3 separate regions of the Homo sapiens genome follow, and regions 2 and 3 are each linked to region 1. Evidence: read pairs that join two places in POLR2A ChIA-PET (ENCODE). Cell type or tissue: GM12878. All regions are shown on one strand. Each heading gives the region's core, and the rest is flanking DNA. Links, peaks and the distances in the headings are about the cores only.

Region 1 (4,594 bases), core at 229-4,228:
CACTTGCTGGGAGGATGCTATACTTGGAATATTTTTCCCCTCCAAACCTCATGTTGAAATTTGATCCCCATTGTTGGAGGTGGGGCCTAACAGGAGGTGTTTGGGTCAAGGTGTGGATCCCTTATGAATGACTTGGTGCTGTTCTCAAGGTAGTGAGTTCTTGCTCTGTTAGTTCCCTCGGCAGCTGGTTATTAAAAAAAAAAAAAAAAAAAAAAGCCTACCCCAGCCCCTGGCTCTCCCTTGCTTCCTCTCTCACCATATGATCTCTGCACAAGCCAGCTCTGGCTCCTGTTCACCTTCCACGATGAGTGAAAGCAGCCTGGGGCCTTCACCAGGAGCAGATGCTGGCACCTGTTTCTTGTACAGCCCGCAGAACTGTAAACCAAGTCAATCTCTTTTTCACAAATTCCCCAGTCTCAGGTATTCCTTCACAGCAATATAAAACTGATTAAGACAGAGGTACTCAGGGTGGCACATTTTTGGACAGTTTCTCCTAGGAAAAACCTTGCTCCCTACAACTAACTTCGATTCTCTCCATCATCCTTTCCATGGCTTCCAAGACGTTCCAGGATCTAGCTCCTTTTCTGTAGTATTCTGAATAAGCCAAATAACTATAATTGATAATAACACAACACTAATGGGGCATGCCTATATGTTAGGCTTTGTTGTAAGCAGTTTCAAGGCATTCTCTCATTTAATCCTCACAACAGCACCATGAGGTGGGTAGAGTTATTGTCTCTATTTTCAGATCAGGAAACTGAGGCATAAAGAGGTTAAGCAATGTGCCTGCGGTCACACAGCTATTAAGTGGTGTGCTGGGACTCTAGCTCACATGGTCTGGCTCTAGTGTCTGTGTTCTTAATCACCACACTGTGTTTCATGGCTGGTAGATTGTGGCATCCCTTTCTGCCAAGATTGGACCTAACTTGACAAACATGGGGTCAGTGAGCCCCGTTGACACCTCTTTGCTCTAGATGAAACAATGAAGGCTCAAAGAGGTCACGTGACCTTCTGAGGAAGTCCCTTCTCAATCTTCAATGTCCAAGTTCATTGCTAATTTTACTATGCCATGCTGTCCTCCTGATATGGTTTGGATTTGTGTCACTGCCCAAATCTCATGTTGAATTAGAGGAAGGGCCTACTAGGAGGTGATTGGATCATGAGGATGGATTTCCCCCTTTCTGTTCTCCTGACAGTGAGTGAATTCTCATGAGATATGATGGTTTAAAAGTGTGTGGCACTTCCCCCTTTGCTCTGTCTCCTGCCACCACGTGAAAAAGGTGCTTGCTTCCTTTTCACCTTCTGCCATGATTGCAAGTTACCTGAGGCCTTCCTGTCATGCTTCCTGTTAAGCCTGTGGAACTGTGAGTCAATTAAATATTTTTTCTTCATAAATTACCAAGTCTCAGGTAGTTCCTGATAGCAGTGTGAGAACAGGCTAATACACCTGCCAAGTTTTAGCATCTCAAACTGAGATACCAAAGCATAAGAGGCAGGTGTCAACTATTTTTTTAAATTAAGCTCTTGGGAGTTGCATAGCGCCCCCCACCCCCGCCAATTAAAATTCATTTTTCACTTTCCTCCATAAAAATGCTTACTTTTGTAATTAATCAGAGAGGAAGAAACCACCAGAAGCCTTCATTTGCTTGGCCTTTCTGGTTGGCCAGCTGTTCTTTGGACATTTGTGTGTTAAACTCCTGGAGGCAGAGTCTTCTTTTCCAAGCTCTCCTGTCTAGGTGCTGACTGCCTGCACTTTTGCTGCCCCATGGTCGTGTTGACTTGAGTTTCCAGAGGGGAGCTGATGTGGGGTATGTCCAGCCTATTCTGGACAAGAGGATGCAACACACTATTACACAAGTTGCCCACACACCAATTAGGCAAATAGTCTACTTTTGCAGGAATTAGACATTTCTTACATTGAGGAAAAGTTGTCCTGGCTGAGGCCTCCTGGTTTGCTCCAGTGGGAATCAAATTATTGGTTTGTAAGAGAACATTTCTGCAATTATCCCTGAAAGAGCACCATCTACCATCTTGTGGGCTACATTTTTTTTTCCCACTTGACTGTCTCTGTAGTTTTATTTGTTTTTAGTTTAGATTTTTTTTTAAACACAGCTTATTACCACTTTTTAAATCTGCATGAAAGTGGAAAATGGTTTTTCCTTATAAAAGACTGTGAGTATCAGGGTAACCTCTACTCTGCCTTCAAACAGGACTGAGATTACTGGCCACTCCCACTGCTGACCACTTTTGAAGTGCTTAGTGAGTTACGCCTGTGAACCTGTTAGCACCACGCTCCACGAGGGTCAAACATTTTCAAATGATCATAATGTGGTTGCTAAAGACACAGCCTCTGTGAGACTTGAAATGTCACAATTGTTTAAACAGTCCTGAGAAAATGACCCTGAAATCACATCCACCTGGGCGAAGCCCATTTCCCCTCCACTTGAAAGCACCACGGTACACACACACACACACCTCCAACATATACAGATGTTATCAGAACTCCAGAAAGCACCAAAACACTGCACTGCACACCACTTCATTTAATTAAAAAACCACTAGTTCTCAACCTCGGCTGCACATTACAATCCCCTGGGGAGCATGGCTACCTTTTGAACATTCTGATGTCCAGGACTGACAACCCAGAGGTTGTGATTTAATTGTTTTGGATAGGGCATGGTGACCAACTGTCCCTATATGCCCAGGACTGAGAAGTTTCCAGGATGTAGGACTTTCGGTGCTAAAACACAGAAGATTCCAGGAATCTGGGACTAGCTAGTCACCCTGGTGGAGACAGGCTGTTTTTGTAAATGTCCCTGGCGATTCTATTCTGCAGTGAGGGTTGAGAACCATTGGGCTAAACTTTCTCAACTTTAACCCACATGCTGAGGACAAGTAACTTAAAACTTGAGAAAATATTGTTCTTTTGTAGAGGATTTCTTTTTTCATACTACTACTAATAAAGAGACCCTCTGTAAATGAGTCCTGGCCAACTGGTGCCTTGCCTTCCCTTCAAGGGCCCCAAAAGAGTCACTGTTCCTGGGAGCAGCTTGCTATTTCCTCCCCTCACTGGGCAGAAATCCACACAATGAGCCCCTCTGTTAAAGTAAGGAGGGAATATGGAGTTGATTATTTTATAATTAAAGAAGACTCTGGGGGAGATGTTTTGCTCAGGAGCCCAGCATTCCAAACTGGGTCACTGTGAGCTGGAGCTGTCATCAGCCCTAACCAGCAGGAAATACCAAGCAGAGCAGATATTCTTTCTTTACTTTTCAGTTGACTTTCACGTGACTTGTTTACATCCAGCAAGGCTTGTAATAATGCCTTGTTTATATCCATCATCTTCCTCCTGAGTTGCCAAGCTGGGAATGGAAGAAGAGCATGTATACCTGGGAAACTTCTAGACATACTGTGGCTCTCAACCCTGGTATCATATTAAATCAGCTGGGAAGCTTTTAAGAATCCAGATGCTCAGGCCCAACCCCCATTCAATTAGGTCAGGATCTCTGGGGGTGGGAACCAGGAAATGCTTTCTGAAATCTCCCCCGGGGCATTATAACATATAGCCAGGGCTGAGAATCACTGCTTTAGAGTACTGATTCTCAAGGTGTGGACTCGGAACTAGCTGCATCAGCATCACCTGGCAACTTGTTAGAAATGCACATTCTCAGGGCCCATCCTGGACCTACTGAATCAGAGACTGTGAGGATAGTCCCCGGCAATTGATTTTAACAAGTCTTAGGTAATTCTCAGGCATGATAAAATTGAGAACCAGTCTGGATGACAAGGCTGTAATATTATTTTTTTTAATCTGCTGGGATACTTCCACTGTGAGCTGTTGCCTCTTATTTTCTTATCTGCAGCAAAACCCAAATTTCTCTTTTGATGACTGTCAGAAATAACATGGTTATTCCTGGCTCACCTGGGATGAAAAAACACAGATGACACACCTGGGTCTCTATGCTTATTTCTGGTCTGGGAACCAACAAAGCAATCTTATGAATAGCCATATGAAGCAGTGGAGGCAAATTATTTGGTTTCCTCTAATTAAGTCATCTGCTTTAGCATTGTCTTACAGGGTACAACTTTCTAGTCTTCTGCTGTCTCTTCATCTATCAAGCTTAGAGCTGCCAGAAAAAAAAAAAATGTGGCCCAAACAGGTTTAATTAGAGAGATACTGAGTTAAAGTTCCTGAGGAAAATCTATGATACCATAGGTTGGGGTGTTTATTGTGTAGAATTGGGGGTAGAGAACCTAAATTTACTCTAATTAAGCAGGGTTTGTGTCAACACTGGAGGATGGGAAGCCAGGCAGAGAGAAGAGGGTGATCAGCAGCAATCTGAGCCAAGAGAAGTGAAAGCAAAGATGACATGTTCTCCCATCTGGAGAGTTACTTAAATTTGAGCATCTAAAATCTTTTGACCCAAGAGTTACTGAGAGACACAAATGAGTATTTTTGTATTAGGGAAGCTCAAAGATTGTCATCTCCTGTCCTTTCCTTCAATATACAGGACCAAATCACAGGAAAAGACAGCTGACTTTGTACATGTCTTTATAAGTCTCTTACAATTTGGGGATCCAAAATGTTATTTTT
Region 2 (4,594 bases), core at 421-4,420, 220 kb before region 1:
GATAATGTCCCTTCCCTTTTCCAAATAAGCACTCTGTCACAGGGTGGGTCCCCCAGAGTTTAGTGTGCAGGGTGTTGATTAGGGACTGCCCTCAGGATCAACATCTGTGGAAGGTGTGGGCAGAAGAAGCTGAGCTGTCATGCAGGCATCACCACAGCCCCTGCCCGTGGGGCGCACTGGAGTGGAAATGGCCCTTCAGAAGCGTCCCAAGGTGGGCCTAGATGGCCCGGCCTTTTTATTCCATGTGGGCCACTCTGGGAAGGGGGGTGACCTCGGTCAAGGGAGTTCTCCACAGCTGAGAAATCCCTGACGAGGCATGTCCTTCATGAAGTGGGGGGTTGAGGAGGTGGTCTGGGCAGTGCCCTACTGCCTATGCTGCACTTCCTCATAGGTTCTCTTTCTTTGGTGGCCCTCCTGCCTTTCCAGACACAGAGAATGTCAACATTCCTCCTAATTCTTTTATTAGAAGTTCCTAGGGCAGATTGAGAGAGATCTGAATCAAAGGTACACAGTGGTTTCCAAGGGAGAAGAGCCTCTTTATGTTCTCGGTTGAACAGCAACTCTGACTTCTTCTGAATGAATTCGTCAGGGGCGAAGGGCAGAATGCAGACAGGCATCACACAGCCCCGTCAAAAGAACCTGAACAAAGGTTGAGGGAGGCTGATGGGGGACATGTATAAAAAACACAGCCTCTGAGAGATCTGAAGTTCATCAAGTTCTACAAGCATGACCATATCCCAACCATATCCTTAAGATAATGAGGGCAAATGAGAGTGTAGCAGGTGCATGGTAGCTTAGTTCAACATCCAGCTTTGAATATAGAAATTAAGTACCTAAATGGCATAATACAAATGGCAGCACCTTCTTGTTGAGAAAAAGCTTTTTTAAAAAGGTGGAGGAGGGGTGCTACGTTCCCTAAATGTTCTTTTAGGAAGGAAACTCAGAAAAGTTTAGTCGCCACAGATATTACTAACGAAATATACCTATTTTCTTTGTCTTAAATCAATTGAGGAGGCCAAGAATTGTCCAAATAACTATAGTCTTCCATGAAACTCACCTCCTTATATCAACAGAAAGAAGGAAATATAAGTTTTCTGCCGGGTATTATACCCAAAAAGAGAGTGTTGTGTTTTTCCAGAGAGGCTACTAAATAATACTTCAGCGAAGCCCACAGAGCGATTATAAAGAGGATGGATGTCCTCCTTATAGTAAAACAGAAAGGGTCATCAAATCTGCTTTGCCAAGTATTTATCTGAATCTCCATTTCAAGACTGAGAGATCAATAATTCATCAGAGGAAAGAAAAAGAATTAATTAAACTACATTAAAACCACCTTATGAAATAAAATACCATGAAATAGCTTATGCACACACTGCTAGGGTCTTTTCTAGAACTTGTCAATTTTGGCTTCTGACAATCACCTCTGGCCAACAAATCTACCTATTATATTAGCTTGGCATCTGTACCTTTGTAGCTATTCGGAGAGGGCTGAAGAGAAAAACGGTGAAGTCCTGCCAACCAAATAAAATGGCACCTGTCAAAACATCAATTTGTGTGAAATGGCAAAAGAACATCTAATATATAGGGTCAGCCAATGAACATCTAAATAATAGTGCTTTTATCAGCAACGTCTGTGCTTGAGTTTACACTTAAAGCACACAATACAGGAACACAGAAGTCATGCAGGTTGAGTTAGAGCTGCCACTGATGTTTCATATTTGAGCTCCACTTCATGACAGGCTAATAGTGCATTTAAAGCATTGTTTATCCTGAACAGACAGAAAAGAGAGGCGGAGACCCTGCTTTGCAGACTACCTGTAATTATGGGTGTGCGTTAAGAGCAAAGAAAGGTCATGCCATTGATCCCATTTAGAAACACAACAGTTCAAAGCCTTTGAGAGTGAAAAGTGTGCGGCAGTGTGGGAGGGGATTTTCTTACAGAAAGTTATCAAAGGCATTATTGTTGTGTTTCTATTCCCAAACTCATATGAGCTCCTCTGAAGAAAAAAAAACCTGGCCAGGTGCGGTGGCTCTCGCCTGTAATCTCAGCCCTTTGGGAGGCCGAGGTGGGTGGATCAGGAGGTCAGGAGTTCGAGACCAGCCTGGCCAACATGGTGAAACCCCATCTCTACTGAAAACACGTAAACTGGCTGGGCGTGGTGGCACATGCTTGTCATCCCAGCTATTTGGGAGGCTGAGGCAGGAAGATCACTTGAACCCAGGAGGGGGAGGTTGCAGTGAGCTGAGATTGTGCCACTGCACTTTAGCCTGGGTGACAGTATTTATCTGAATCTCCTTTGAGACGAAGCAAGGCTTCGTCTCAAAAACAAAAATAAAAACAAAATCAAAGCATGATGTGGACAGACCCTCAGGAAAGTTAGTGACATCTATGCAGGCTTGTAACTTCACTCAGCCAGAGAGAAAGACACTAAAGTACAGAAGAATATCAGACCAGTGCTGGAACAGTGTCCACCTCATGATAAAGTGGATCAAACGGAAAGAAGATGCAGGGAATTAATACATCTTCCCTCTCAAGAGAAGGATGAGGGGTCATAGGAAGTGAAACAAATCCCGGAAAATCTCACTAATTGCGATTTCCGGATTTGTAGAGATGAGTGTTAGAGGCATGGATGGGTTTTAGAAAACATCACATAGTCCTTTACTTTTTTCTCCTGCTCTCTCGACATAAAGCCCTTTGTAAATGCAATCTGTGGAATGGTTTCATCTCAGTTCCACCTCATTCTCTATGAGGCATTTCTCTTTGAGAAACTGTAGTAAGAATCATCTTGTGACATTCGAGAGATTTTCCTGATAACGTCTTTGTATTGCTTTCCTTCATTTTCATTCTGTTATATCCACCTCGGTTTCCTTAGACTATCCTAAAGAAATCTCCCACTGTCAGTTTAGGGATTTAATAATGTGGTAAGATAATTGTAGAAACATTTGAATTATTGGTAAAAGAAAGAAGGTAGACAAGTCTGACACACACACACACACACACACACACACACACACACCGGTTCCCTGCCATATCCAAGCAGCAGTTTTCATCTGTTGAGCTCGAGTCTGCCAGGATTGTCAACACCCCACATCCTTTCAACTGTGAGAATGCAGCAAAAACTCCCTCACACATTTCCAAGGGAGGCTCCCAAACCCTTGCATTATTATGTCCCTTTCAGCTTCACTGCTGCGTGCACTCTAAACATGACAGCCTCTTTCTCCACAGAATACACACACGGGCAGTGAAAGATCTAAGAACAACTTACAAGCAGGGGGAGGTTGAGCTACATTCGGAAACAAATTGCTTTTCAGAGAACCATTTTCAGGAAAGAACCACCACCATTTGCTGCTAAATAAGCCCAAAGAACTTGAGAGGGACTGAGACAGGCTGGCTGGCTGTTTGAACCTGGTATTTCTTTAGAGCTGGGCCTTTCTTTCTAGAACTGTGATTTCATGCTTCAGTTTTTGGTGAAAGGCAAAGGTGTAGGAGAGGTGCATAGTAAAACTGAGCCCTCCAGAAGCACAGCACTGAGGTGATGCTTCCAAGGGGGTGACACACTCCTGGCTCCAGCCCTCTGGATCCACGGAACAGTTTCTTTTTTCTTTGAAACAAGCCTACCATAAAGACTTTTCTATCTACATCTACCTCTACAGTTGTAGACAGACACGTGGATCTTAGAGCAGGAAGTTCCCTTAAATATCAGCTATTCCAGTGGTTAGCCACGGAAGCATTTCTTAGATTGGTGGAGTATCACTAGAAAAGCAGATAGAACTGTTCTGGTTGACGTAGGGGAAGGGTTGGCCACCCCACATCACCACGCAGCCTTCACAATAGCTCCACAGAAACTTAGGTAGACTTAGTTTGAAAACTCTTTCGAGTGTCAAACTGGTGCGTTTCGGGACATAGCTCTGGCTCACCGAGGTGTCTTTGGTTTGGTTCTCCCAATGTTTTAAACATTGTTGTATTAGTTTCAATACTCAGAATCAGTAGATTTTTGCAAAAAGACAAGGATGCCAGGCTCCTGGCAGAAAATCAGAAGATAAAGAGCAAATGCGCCTGCATTGCCTCTTGGCCACAGTGTGTTGGGTCGAGTTGCTGCTTGCTACTGCTTTCACCACGTCTGGATACTGTTAGGTCACATGCCCACCCATTTTGGATTTGCAGCCTCCTCTGAACTCTGATCTAGGCTGTCTCATTTTACAGATGAGGCAACAATAATGATCTGGCTGGGTAGTGGCGAAGGTGGGACAAGAATTGATTTCCTAAGTTCAGGTTTGGAGTTGCCTTTTCAACCATGCATCAGCATTTCTTAAACTGGGGGCAGGTAGATGTAGTTTTCATGATCAATGAGAATATTTTTTCCTTAAAAACACGTCTGTACTTGACTCACATTTGAGAAATCCCACGCTACACCCAGCTGCCAGTGGAATGCCCAAAGATTCACAACTATATATTCAGTTGTTTCTGCTTTGTTATCTGTCTTGGAATAGCGGGACTCCTTGTGGCACAGCTTATTATCCAAATTTGTATATGCTGCTAATCAGATATGTCCCCTGAAACTTAACAGGTAGACAAAGAAAAGGCGTTTTTTTT
Region 3 (4,594 bases), core at 421-4,420, 280 kb before region 1:
ATCAGGCTATAATCTCACTTTTTATAGTTTTGCTATATTAATAGAGACAGGAATAAGATACATTCATGGAAGGGGACATGCAGTTCCATTTTTTACACTGAAAAGTCATCATGTTATAGTTTTACAAATGTGCTCACACACATGCACACACGGAGTCCAGTTTGATTTAAACTCCAGTCTGGTCCCCTTCCCTTCAGAGGCTCAGGCCTGACCTAGGCTCTCTGGACCCTCTATGGAGAGGAGGACTACAGTAGAACTGGCCTCTGCTTTCACTTTTGTTCTTCTTCCCTCTTCTGGTTTTAGCTTCTCTTGGTGTGGCAGGGAGAAAGAGGACACACTGCGAAAACAGAAAGAAGTTTCACCTAACTGGGCATGTGATAGCCTCTGCAGAGAGCCCCGAGGTGACTCCCTCTCCCGCTCCCATCTGCAGTTTCCTGACCTGGGTAATCTGACTCCTCTCTTACCCCCTTAGCCTGTAGTTACTGAGGTGCCCTTGACCAGCAGACAGCCTTCTGATAGGAATACCTCAGAGGAGCTGCCAGTCGCTCATTGCCCCCAGGAGAGGGTAAGGTATCCTTCGGTTTGTTTATAAGCCCTGGTTAAACCCTTGTTTATCTGTACCCCACAGACACGGGATTGGAGCCAGTCAGTTAGTAAATCAGTCAGACTAAATAAAGACAGAGAGACAGACATGATAAAAGCCACTGGGCATCATTAAGGGCTTAACCGAATTACATGTGTGTGAGATGAATCTTGGCTTGATGATGGAACTCCCCAAGCCAGATTGCTGAGAATAAATCCAACGAGCAGGATCACAGAGGATAAATGATGCATTTTGCACAGTGCACACTCTATGAAAAAGTTGGGCTCCAAAGTTTCTTGTCAGGGTTTAGGGACCCAAGATGCATTTTTTCCCAAGCAACAAAGTTATAAATGGTGATTCAATAGCAAGGCCTCTTCGACAGAAGGCTGTTTCACCCCTAATGTGGCTGAATGACCATAGGAGCTTGAGTTCTAGGCCTAGAAGTTGGGGACCGTGTCCTTACTGGAGAGATTGAGAAGAAAGTGCTCCTCCCCTTTACTAGAGCCAAGGTCAGCTTTAATTGTTTTCCTCCACTCCAGGGGCTCTTGCACTTTGTCCTAAGCTCTTGCACTTCCCCTGGGTCAGCCCTGACTTCTCTAGAGTTCCCAAATCATCAACTTCCTTCATTTCCTTATTCAAACCCCATTGCCTCACTAAGACTAACAGGAAACCAAACAGGATTAGTTAGTTCAAACTAACATTTGATTTTCTAGCAGCCTTTTCCTTTCTGTAAGTGCTTAGGTCTTTGTAAAAGGGTGCTTCTGTGTTTGAGATATCGCCTGGCTATAGGAGTTTGGAGGATTCAAATGGGCTACAAGACAACAATAAATCTATTATTCCCAAGTGTTGTCTCAGACTATAATTACCCTTCTGTCTCAACTGCCTCTTAGCTTCTTGGGGCAAAGCAAGCTCACTTCTGTTTTATCAGGCAATACAGCAGCATACTACCATCCACATGCCTGATGATTTCTGCCACAGAGGCAAGATGCTCCATTTCACCACTGGGGTTAGTGTTCTCGCATGTTGATACTGACTTATGTCACAGATGTATGTTGCTTTCAGTAGTCCATCACCCTTTAACTGTCTTTGGGCAGAGCACTCATTTGGAGGAATTAGCTCTCTCCCATTGGATTATATTCCAGTGGGATTTTCAATCATGGTGCTCATTCTTTCTGCAGGCAATGGTCAGGCAAACGACTAGGGTAATTGCTATTTTCGTCCTTGAACTGAATGATGCAAAGACTGAAAATCTAGTGGAGATGTCCAGACAAGACCGTTTGGTCATTCCTGTCACTGGGAACTTCCAGAGATGTGTGGGCCTGTCCTTTTTGAATCCATCTTTTTTTTTTTTCTATCCTTCTGTGCCCCATATCCTTCCCAAAGAATTCCTTCTTGTTGAAGGTAGCCAGAATTGTATCAATTGCTTGATACAAATAACACTAACTGATAACAGTCCTCTACTTCCTCTGTTACTCTATCTGTACTTGAACTTAGGGACAAGATCTCGAAAAGAATGACACACTTCTTATTCCACTGAGGAACCTCACTCCTACTCCAAGTCCTATCTCAGTACTCCAACCCCAAAGCCAAACCTAGGAAGCCCTTGGAATGATTTGTTGTTTTTCTTGTTTGATTTCTAAAGGTTTGTTGGACCCTCAGTGGAGCATGGTTTGCCTTATCCCTGTGAATTATGAGGTTGGGATCTTCCATCTCCTCCTCCCAATCTTAGAAACTACTCTCCCCGCATTCCACTCATTTCTACCAGCCATGTTTCCCCAGAATTTACTTAGCAGATTTTATTGTATTTGTCTGCAAAGCTTGGTTATACTTGTTCACCCAAATAAATCTGTCATTGGTTGAATTTCTAACAGTGTAATAAAATGAACTGAAAAACTTCAGCCTGAGTAGGATGCTGCTTTGCATCATTTCCCAGTGAAGCAGAAGACAAAATTGTTTAGAGATGCTACAAATCTAAATAAGTTCAAGTTTCATTAGCCTCTGTCCATAAATGTGCTTGCTAGAAGCCTGCCATTTATTCAGTATATTCACATTACTAATTATATTACCTATATATTTTGAAACTAGTGTCAACTGCCTAGAATCCCTGGGTGAGGTTAAGGTGTTTCCTGACCGGAGTATCTTTTTGCAGTTACAGGCAAAATTCTCTCAATGAGTAGGCCAAGCATCTACATTCAAAAATTATAATATTTATTGAGCACATACTATGTACTATGCAGTATCTGCATTTTTATGGAAATCATCTCATTTTGTCTCTAGCAGCCCTATGAATAATGTCCGTCCTATTTCGCAGCTGAGGAACCAGAGAGATGACAAAACCAGCTCATGTTCAAAAAGACTGTAGAGTGAAGTCAAGAGTCAAAATCAAGCAGTCTGATGTCCTTTTCCAAGAAGGAAGGGAATGGATATTTTCATACTGAACTTCGTTGGCTTACAATAGGAGATTACCCTCTTGACCCAGGCTCTCGGTTCTTCAGCAAAATTAACTATAAAGTATAACCAAACATTTCTAAGTTTCCAAAATGAAGAGAAAATGTTTTGGGATGAGTTGAGTTGGCTATGTGATAGGTGATGTCCAAAGGTGGTCCCTCAATCAACTGTGTACCCCAGTTTTCACCCCCTGGTACAGTCTCCTCCCGTTGAATCTGGGCTGGCCCTATGGCTTGCCTTTTAACTTGCAAAAGTGACGCCTTTGTAACTTCTGAAGCTACTTTATAAGGAGTCTGGCAGTTTCTATCCGAGTCTCTTGAAAAGCTCACTCTGAGGAAGAAGTCTGAGACCGCCATACTAGGAGGAAGCCTAAACCAGTCATACAGAGAGACCACATGGAGAGAGAGAGAGAGAGAGAGAGAGTGATGTAGCCAACCATCTGCTCTTCCATCCATCCCAGCTGAGGCAGATTGCAGCTGAGCTTTTAGATGACTCTAGCTTCAGATGCCATCTTACTGCAGTCACATGAGAGACCCCAAGTGAGAATTGGTTGGCTGAGCTCAGTCAAGCATGAAACCACTAGAGATAATCATCATCATTTTAAGACACTTAGTTTCGGCATAGTTCGTTACGCAGCAATAGATATCTGGAACAGATGCCGAATGGAAGACAGACTGACACATGTTGAGACTATACTTTGTGCCAGATCTGGTGCTATTTTCTTTAGATATATCATGGGGTAAAATGATCAACATAATATGTTGGCACATTTTCTACCACATCACCTTCCCATATTGACAAGGAAAGCCCCATAATTTCCAGTTTAATTAGAACTCCCTTCTCTGCCAAACTTTATCCTCCCAAATAAACCATTGGTCTTTCTCTCTCAGAATGGTTTTTGCATACTTGTGATGCAGATTGACCATAGAAAAACAGACTCTGAGAGACTAGAATTGAAGAGAAAGGACTTCCCTAAAGAGGTAAAAATCACCTTTGTAATAAAGACAAGAAAGAGATGGAATGGATAGGTGGGGAGTGGGATGGGAGTGGCAGAAAAAGCAAGGAAGGGTGGAGAATGTTCTATGGTAGTAAGGTAGATAAGGAACTCCAGAAGCTGCTGACATGAGTGAACTTGGTGACTAAAAGCAGCAATGAGAAATATTGCAGCTGGTTATGAATTGGATTTTCTTCAGTGCTGAGAAACTTGAATAAAACTGGAATTGTTTCCCCCTGATTGGTTGCCTGAAAAGTCTGTGTTTCTCTGGGGCTGGACTAGATAGGTTGTGGCTTCAATTAGGGTTAGATGCATTATCATCTCCTGTAACCTTTCAATAATATCATGAAGCATGTCTTCTTGCCCTTGTTTTATAGATTCAGAAACTCAGGTTAAGAGAGGTTAAGTAACTTGTTTAAGGTCATACAGTAACAAGCAGTAGAGCCAATAATTTTAACCTAGGTTTGTTGACTCCAAAGTCCATGATTTCCCACTTCACCATTCCAGAGTAACTTCCCTGACATTATAACCTTTATTCATAATATCATCCTTTCTTCTATTGCTGAACT

Evidence for each region. ChIA-PET counts read pairs that join two places held together with the same protein. Peaks named below come from ENCODE experiments on the same cell type or tissue, not always from the same donor. Only the 100,000 strongest peaks of a DNase experiment are listed, where the experiment ranks them.
Region 2: POLR2A ChIA-PET joins it to region 1 with 6 read pairs; 2 of 35 experiments call an interaction of 5 or more read pairs at or near these places.
Region 3: POLR2A ChIA-PET joins it to region 1 with 5 read pairs; 2 of 35 experiments call an interaction of 5 or more read pairs at or near these places.

What each region holds. Positions count from the first base shown.
Region 1 is chr6:15,950,165-15,954,758 of GRCh38, forward strand. No RefSeq gene overlaps it. Among named protein-coding and RNA genes, the nearest start is that of LINC02543, 42 kb to the right of the region's middle. In GM12878, for the core only: no CTCF peak of the experiment used is centred there; a DNase peak (open chromatin) is centred at 2,541.
Region 2 is chr6:15,730,563-15,735,156 of GRCh38, forward strand. All of the region lies in intron 3 of LOC102724520 (a long non-coding RNA gene), which reads right to left. Among named protein-coding and RNA genes, the nearest start is that of DTNBP1, 70 kb to the left of the region's middle. In GM12878, for the core only: no CTCF peak of the experiment used is centred there; no DNase peak of the experiment used is centred there.
Region 3 is chr6:15,674,548-15,679,141 of GRCh38, forward strand. No RefSeq gene overlaps it. Among named protein-coding and RNA genes, the nearest start is that of DTNBP1, 14 kb to the left of the region's middle. In GM12878, for the core only: no CTCF peak of the experiment used is centred there; no DNase peak of the experiment used is centred there.